2 separate regions of the Homo sapiens genome follow, and region 1 is linked to region 2. A link is a loop called in an ENCODE intact Hi-C map of the cell type or tissue named here. Cell type or tissue: natural killer cell. All regions are shown on one strand.

Region 1 (4,000 bases), 820 kb before region 2:
TAATCTAGTTTTAGGTGAAACTGCCTCCCGTGGAATGCCAGGTGAATGATTAAAACGTGAGTAGGCATTGTTCTGGCTTGTTTCATGGTACAGGCATTTAATCCCAACATCGCTGTGTGAAACGTACTCCTGTTTGCACGGGGGAGCCCCATAGGTTTTTAATTCTTCTGTGGGAAACAAAGGCCCTCATTCACTAAACAGTAACTCAGGAGGGTAGTTTCTGCTCTTACCAGTCAAAAAATGTTGTCTGGCCACAAGATCTCATCATCGAACTCAAGAGGCAAAAGAAAGCTCTTTTTACACTGGGTCTCTTTGATAGTGGTCAAGCTCGTGTTTGCATTTTCTTCTTTATGAATAAGGTCTTAGGTTTATTTTATAGGGAAATAAATCTAGCCAGAGGTTCTAATGACAAGATAATGACCAGAAGAGGACTCTATTTGTTGCAAAAGGGTTTGTGTTATGAAAAACAGAGCAACTTTGCCATTTGTTTTTGAAAGAAAGGCTTTGGCAGCTCCCTTCAATGATTAGCTGAGAAGTGACTTCACACATCCATAGGACAAATTTCTATCTAATTTACAAAAGTTCCCAGGGAGCATGCCTTTCAGTCCCAAAGGAGCTCACAGAAGACAGCTAATTTATGCCCCAAGAGTTGTGAGAGGAATTTAGACATGGAAGACAACTATGTCTTCTTCGAGTGGCTTCTGAAATACATCAGATGGGGTAACACTCCCAGATAAGACCATAGCAGGAAATGTTTGTTGTCAGGTCTTCTTGTCTCATCCATTCATACACAGATACCTGTTTGATTCGCGCTGATTAGTCTGCAAAACACTGGAGGGTGGGGCAGGATGAGCACACCTAGAAACTGGAAACTTCTTCCCTGCCCTCCACCCACTTACAATTTTGTCAGGAAATCAGCTGACCACATATTAGCTTGAAATACAATGCAGAATACAATAAGACCTTGAAAGGCCTCAGAACGAATAATTACAAGAATTCCGAGCAGGGAGTAATCACTGCTCATTGGAGCTTTGAGGAACAAAACATCAGTGGGCCCAGAAGAATCAGGACAGCTTTGTCCTCTAGAACCTTCCACAATGATGGAGAAGGTCTCTATCTGCTCTGAACAATTTGCTGGCCATTAGTCAGATGTGGCTGTTGAACATTTGAAATGTAGCTAGTGTGACTGAAGAACTGAATTGTATCTTTTATTTAATTTTTTAAATTTTTTTGTGGTAAAATATGCGTAACATAAAATTTACCATTTTAACCATCTTTAAGTGTACAATTCATTGGCATTAAGTATACCCACAAAGTTGCGCAACCATCACCATTACCCATTTCTAGAATGTTTTCGACATCCCAAATTGAAACTTTGTACCCATTTATAGGGGTGTTCAATCTTGTGGCTTCCCTGGGCACATTGGGAGAGGAATTGTCTTGGGCCACACATAAAATACACTAACACTAATGATAGCTGATGAGCTTTTAAAAAAAAATCTCATAATGTTTGAAGAAAGCTAACAAATTTGTGTTGGGCCACATTCAAAGCTGTCCTGGGCCTCGGGTTGGACAAGCTTGTCATTAAACAACTTCCCATTCCTCCTACCCCCAGACCCTGGAAACGCTGGTCTACTTTCTCTCTCTCTTTGTGTATATGAGTTTGCCTATTCTAGGTAGCTCATATAAGTGAAATCACACAGTATTTGTCCCTTTGAGTCTGTCTTATTTTACTTATTAAGCCGTTTTCAAGGTTCATCTGCTTGTAGTATTCAAATGTCCTTCCTTTCTGAGGCTGAATAATAATCTATTGATGTATTTACCACATTTTGTTTATCTATTCATTGATTGATATTTTATTTAACTTTAACTAACTTTGAATAGCCAAATGTGGCTACTGGCTACTATATTGAACGCTGCAGATCTGTAGGACTTGGGCACTGTTGTGTGTTAGGAGTATGTGTGAATGAGAGGGGTGTGTGTGTGAGTGTGCCCACTACATTGAAGAGGTGGTGTGGAAATCAGGAGAATTCAAAGGGAAGAAATCCCAGTGAGCACAGGTGCAGAGAGGAGGGACCTTTTGGAAGAGAATACGGAACATGATGCCTGAAACAGAAGGTATGTTAAGCAAGGTAGAAAATATGGCTAGAAAGAGAAGCTTTCCGAGAGCATAAATAGTCTTGAATACAACGTTTACATTATTTCAACACGAACTTACCTTCAGTTGTAAAATTGCAATATTATGTACTTGTTTAAATCCTTCAAAGCATCATTCCTGCTATCATTTTATGAAGAATAAAGACCAAATGTTGGACAAATACCTGCAGGACTCCATTTGAGAGAAAAAAAAAAAAATGTGCATAAGAGTCCCAGTCTAGAAAGCAGATGAATTAGACAGATATTGTTAAACTTGTAGGGAAAAAAATACTCACTTCATGGAAGGATTTACTAGAGACTCTTCCTTTACAGAATGTGCTCCCTTAGGGTACTAAAAATAGGATTTGATTTACTTTAAAAATGCATTTGCAACTCTTCCAGGCCCATCTCGACGGCGCTAAACAAAGCCTGCCTGTGGAACTGTTGCTCTGTGTGGGGCTAAAACACAATGTAATGGTCACAGTTTTTCTCCAGCTTGGTTGAAACAGTGAAGAATAGTGGAAAGAGCTCAGGCTTTCAAGTCAAGACATCTTCCTAAGGAAAGCGATTGAATTTCTTTGAAATATGGTTTTCTTATCTGTCAAATGGAAAAATTCCAAGCAATCTTTCAGACCTTTATATAAATTGCCTCGCCCAACATCTGGAAGGTTATAGGAACACCAAAAAGGGGTGGGAGAGGGGAGTCTTGGCAGTTATATCATTTTCAAAACAACTAAAGACAGGTCAAGATGGACAAAATGTTGCCAGGAGTCAGGACATCTTATGAGATATGACAATGGTGAAAAGAGATAACAGGCCTGCCAGGCAGGAGGACCGAAGTTTCAGATCTGCCAACCAGCTGGGACCAAAATAGCAAGAAGATTCAAGATGCAGATCAAGATAAAGCAAAGTCTTATTATCTCCATTTGACAAATGTGGAAACTTGAGTCTCAGGGAGTTTTCTTAGCTTCCCCTAAAGTGACACATACAGTTAGTGGCTAGAACAACTGAAACCCATCCCCTGTGAATGCAGCAGAATGAATGTCCCTTCCACCTCGCCATGCTCAGCTTAACTCTGCCACTACATGTGACAGTGAGCACTCAGTAACTGGCTAATGGCAGGTTCATGAGAGGCTCCAGGGCCCTGAGGAGACACAAATGCAGCAGGCTGAGCAACAAAGGGCTACTCCAAACTTTTAAAGTTTTGACTCTATTTCTAAGGGACATCAGAGACTGCAACATCTCGATATACTGAAGATGTAAAAACAGATGCTCAGGGCCAGGCACGGTGGCTCATGCCTGTAATCCCAACATTTTGGGAGGCCAAGGTAGGTGGATCACCTGAGGTCAGGAGTTCGTGACCAGCCTGGCCAACATGGTGAAACTCTGTCTCTACTAAAAATACAAAAATCAGCCTGGCGTGGTGGTGGGCGCCTGTAATCTCACCTACTGGGAGGCTGAGGCAGCAGAATCACTTAAACCTGGGAGGCAGAGTTCACAGTGAGCTAAGATCATGCCACAGCTTGCCAGCCTGGGTGACAAATAGAGACCCTGTCTCAAAAACAAAACAAAACAAAAAAACAACAACCAAAAAAACCTGACTCTTAGAGATAGGAAGTGACCAGCCTAGGTTATGCAGCAAACCACTGGCAAAACAGAGATTCTTTCCTTTACTTTCCCATACTCTTTCCTGTGCTACACCACCCAGGAAATGCAAAGGTGAGTTTTTTCTCTACTTAGTGTAGGTCAAAGCCCCTTCTTGTGTCTCTCTGTAAGCAAGTCTTTCAATGGGCATGATTGCTTTCAGCAGAAGCATCTCACAGTTTCTCCAGCAACACTTACCTTCACTCCTGTTTCCCGAACC
Region 2 (4,000 bases):
TCCTGACATTTGGTCAATTTGATTTTAGCTCGTTTTTTTACATCACCTTTGCTTTAACCGGGAAACATTTTGCTCTTTGCTAGTACTAGCAATGAGATAAGGTGCACTATACTGAGCGCCTATATGTGTTCAAAGTCTCTCATAGACTTTAGCGGTTAGCCACGAACCACTCCAGCAAGGGAAACAGATAGTATCCCCCACTTATATATGAGAAAACCAATTGAGAGGGGTTAATAAACTTGCGTAAGTTGTCCCTAAGAGTGAGAGTCAGGATTTGAACTCACATCATTCTGATTCCAAAGCCCAACTTTTGCTCAACTCCACACTCCTTGAGAATTCAGGCTTTCTTCGACTATGCTAATAGTCTCCATGACCATGAACTTGGATAAAGGATTGACCACAGCCAGAGAGGCAGCATCCAGTTATCTCCTTGTATAGAATGGATAATCCACCCCATGTATCCAGGATCTGTTAGGCAAAAGAGTTCTCTGAACCCTTTCATGTTACCTTCTTACTGAAATAGAACTTTTATCATCCTCACCCTGAGAATGGATGTTCCTGTTTAGAAAAAGACTTCCTTATCCCAGCTGACCTCACCCAGTTGGTAGAAATTCCAGTTTCCCCCATACTTAAACAAACATCTGTCTGAGCTCAATCTGTGCGCCAAAATTTAATCCTTGCAAACTCTCCCTGGAAAGAAAATAGGAAGAGATTGGTCAATGGGGGATTCCCTTGTGGGGTGCAGGCAATCAGAGATTGTGGATTGAAGGGGCCCTGGGGGATCACCTGGTCCAGCCTCCTGCCCCCCCCCCTCCCCCCGCCCACACTGGGACTTCTTGCTCAGTTTCCTGGCAGGTCCTGCATTCTCTGCCAAGGTTGTCTCACAAAGCAGCTTGTTCCTGGTGCAGCAGCTTTAGTTGTCTGAAATCTCCTTCTTCTATGAGCCAAGATGTGTCTCCTCCCAGCCCCGGGGTGTCCCTTAAGCCTCCCTGCTGCGTCCACAGGTGTGTCCATGCGTAGGGATCTTGCTCAAGCATCTTTGAGCCTCTCTCTCTCATCGCCTGCCACCCCAGTATGTCGGCCAAGTCCTGTCTGTTTGAATGCCTTCTTAAGCTGCCCTGTCTACTACTGTGGAAAGAGTCCCTGAGACCCCGGTGTTCATCTGAACCTGGCATTTTCTACCTGGTCTCCTTACCTCTCGTCTCTCCACTCCAGGATCTCCTCCCTGCAATCACCAGAGCCATCTTTTTAAAGCAGAACTCCAACCTTGTCATCCCCAACTTAAAGCCCTTGAACGGCTCTCCATGATCCACAGGATAAGCTCCTTAGCATGATAATCAAAGCCTTTTACATCCTGTCTGGATTGGTGGCTGCTTTGTACATAACATGCAATATAGCTAATCTTCACAATAATCTTATTGCTAGATTTTTGAAATGCATCTTACAGAGCATTGTGAGGCTCACAGAGATGAAACAATATCCCCAAATTGCATAGCCAGTAGGTGGCAGAACTGAGACTTGAAGCCATGGTTTCTCAGACTAAAATCCCTACTGTTTCCATTGTTCCAAGCAGTGTGTGTGTGTGTGTGTGTGTGTGTGTGCACGCGTGTGTGTGTGTATGACTGGTAAAAAATGCATAACATAAAATTTGCCAGTTTAACCCTTTCTTACTGTACAGTTCAGTACTGTTAAGTATTAATATTCACGTTGCTGTGCAACCAATCTCCAGAACTTTTTCTTGCAAAACTGAAATTCTACACTCATTAAACATCTCCCCCATTCTTTCCTCCCCCCAGCCCTTAATAACCACCATGCTACCATCTCTATGAATTGGACTACTCTAGGTATTTCACATAAGTAGAACCAGTGGAATCATACAGTATTTCTTCTTTTATGTGTGGCTTATTTCACTTAGCAGTGTTCTCAAGTTTCGTCCATGTTGTAACGTGCTGGTCCCTCCTTTTGAAGGCTGAATGCTACTCTTTTGTATGTATATACTAGGCTTGCAGTTTTTGAGCAGTAGTCAGCATCATAACACCTCGTTCATAACCTTCATCTATCCCAAACATGGGATTGTTCTATGACAAGCTCTCCCAGGGGTAACATTCTGGGCTCTGGACAGCATAGGCCTGAGCTGTGATGAAATCTATGAAAGACATCTGAACTGGTGAACGCGCAGGGCCTTAGTAGCCAGAGTTCCCACCTTCAGTGGAGATCCTGGGAGTGCAAACCGAAGGCCCCCTGTCCCTACCGGCATGCCCAGATTCCTCCCTACTTGTTTCTGATGCCTCTTCTCTTCTGAAGGGCAGAGGCTTTCAAGCCCCAAGAGCAAAGGGGTGGAAGATTCCTCAAGAGAAGGGCAGTGATGCCCACCTACACCAAGCCTTAGGTAGCATGGGAGGTGGAGAAATGTGGGTCCTGTTGACAGAGGACAACAATGGGAGGACTCTGGAAGGGGCAATTGTTTACTCTCACAACCAGCCACAGACAGCAGGGTGCAGGGGGCCTCTGGAAACACTGGGTTAGGGCACTGAGATGTCTACCCAAGATTCTCTCTGACCAACCGCCCCCATTTCTGTGCCTGCTGGTTTCAGTCTCCCCCTCCAGAAGGGCATTCTCCATGTGGCAGGGCACATGGCCACCTGGAGCCCTGGGGCCACATCCTCATGACTCAGCCACCAAAGAGGAAAGAGGAAAGGTGAGGAAAGTCGAGCCCCACCTTCACTGCTAAATCCTGGGCCCCGACTCTGGCTGGGTCTGCAGCCCTGAGGGAGGAAGGCTCTTCTACCAGAAGGAGCCGGAGAGGAGTTGGGTATCTGGGGCTTCGCAGCTGCCCTGATTGAATCCCCTTTAGAGAACAGGTAACTGGAAACCCAGCAAAGGAGGAATGGGAGGCTTATGCAGCAAAGACACCATCTTCTCCAGTTCTGCTGTCAGGAGGAAGAGCAGATTCCATGGCAGCCTCAGCATTGTCATTTACTGGCTGTGTAACCCCAGGCAGGGGCCTTTGTGTCTGCTGGCATTAGGAGGCCTCTCTCACCCTGTGACCTTTCTCACTTCCAGGCTTGCCGAAAGGGAGAGAAAAGCAACCCCAACCCCGTGGCCTTGTCATTACTTTCAGGAACACCTGCAGGAGTTGCCATGGCAACGGGATCCCACAGCCAGCTCTCCTGCTGTCTGTTCACCGTGGAGCTATGAGTTGTAGGGGCCAGAGAATTTATCAGAAAAGGGTAATTGCTGTTTCATTCAGGACTCTTGGTCCTGGAGGAGGCCTTGAGCTGGTCCATCCTAAGGGAATAAGGTCATTGGAATCAGTGCACGGGATGGCCTTGCAGGGTAGGGCAGCCACCGGGTCCAGAGAGTCCCCCCGGTTCCCTTGGGCACTGTCCCCATTCTCCCCTAGCGTGCAGAGTGGCCAGAGCCCGGGACTAGGAGCAGGACTATTCATATTGTTCCTGCAAACACAGTTTACAAGGCGCATGCTTGGCCTTGGATTCTCAAAACAATAATGTGATACTCTTATGTTCATTTTACAGAGGAGGACACAGAGGCAAGGGAGGCTAAGTGACACACGCAGGGTCACCTAGTCACAAGCAGCAATGCTGGGAATGAGAGCCGGGCATTTCCAGTCCAGACCCCTTCTTCTTTCCATGATGTTCCTCAGTTCTCCCTGCTCCCAGTTGTCATGACAGGGCTTTTGCTTATCCAAGTGACATTTCAAGACCACCTCTTCTCTCTAGGGCAAAAATAGGCTTGATGTAGCTTGTGATGAAATATGGAAATATTTTGCATCTGATATGAAAAAAAGGAACCGGTTGAACTTGGTGCCTGGTTAGTATCTTAAGACCCCGGGGAGGGGAATTCTGGGTGGTGGGGAGCAGCCCCAATAAGCAGAGCCCAGGTGAGGGTGTCATGCTGCGAAGACGGCCCTAAACGCACACTGGGAGCTGTGGAAGTTGCCCAGCTAAGCGGTGCCATGACTTGATCTGTATTTGTGAGA

The links. Hi-C counts contacts between places; a loop is a spot of excess contacts. Peaks named below come from ENCODE experiments on the same cell type or tissue, not always from the same donor. Only the 100,000 strongest peaks of a DNase experiment are listed, where the experiment ranks them.
Region 1: it touches region 2 in a loop (5-fold over the local background); 1 of 110 quality-filtered maps calls a loop at or near these places.

Annotation. Positions count from the first base shown.
Region 1 is chr2:15,972,720-15,976,719 of GRCh38, reverse strand. No RefSeq gene overlaps it. Among named protein-coding and RNA genes, the nearest start is that of MYCNOS, 33 kb to the right of the region's middle. In natural killer cell, no CTCF peak of the experiment used is centred here; no DNase peak of the experiment used is centred here.
Region 2 is chr2:15,157,405-15,161,404 of GRCh38, reverse strand. It overlaps a transcript of NBAS not described here. Among named protein-coding and RNA genes, the nearest start is that of NBAS, 400 kb to the left of the region's middle. In natural killer cell, no CTCF peak of the experiment used is centred here; a DNase peak (open chromatin) is centred at 1,504.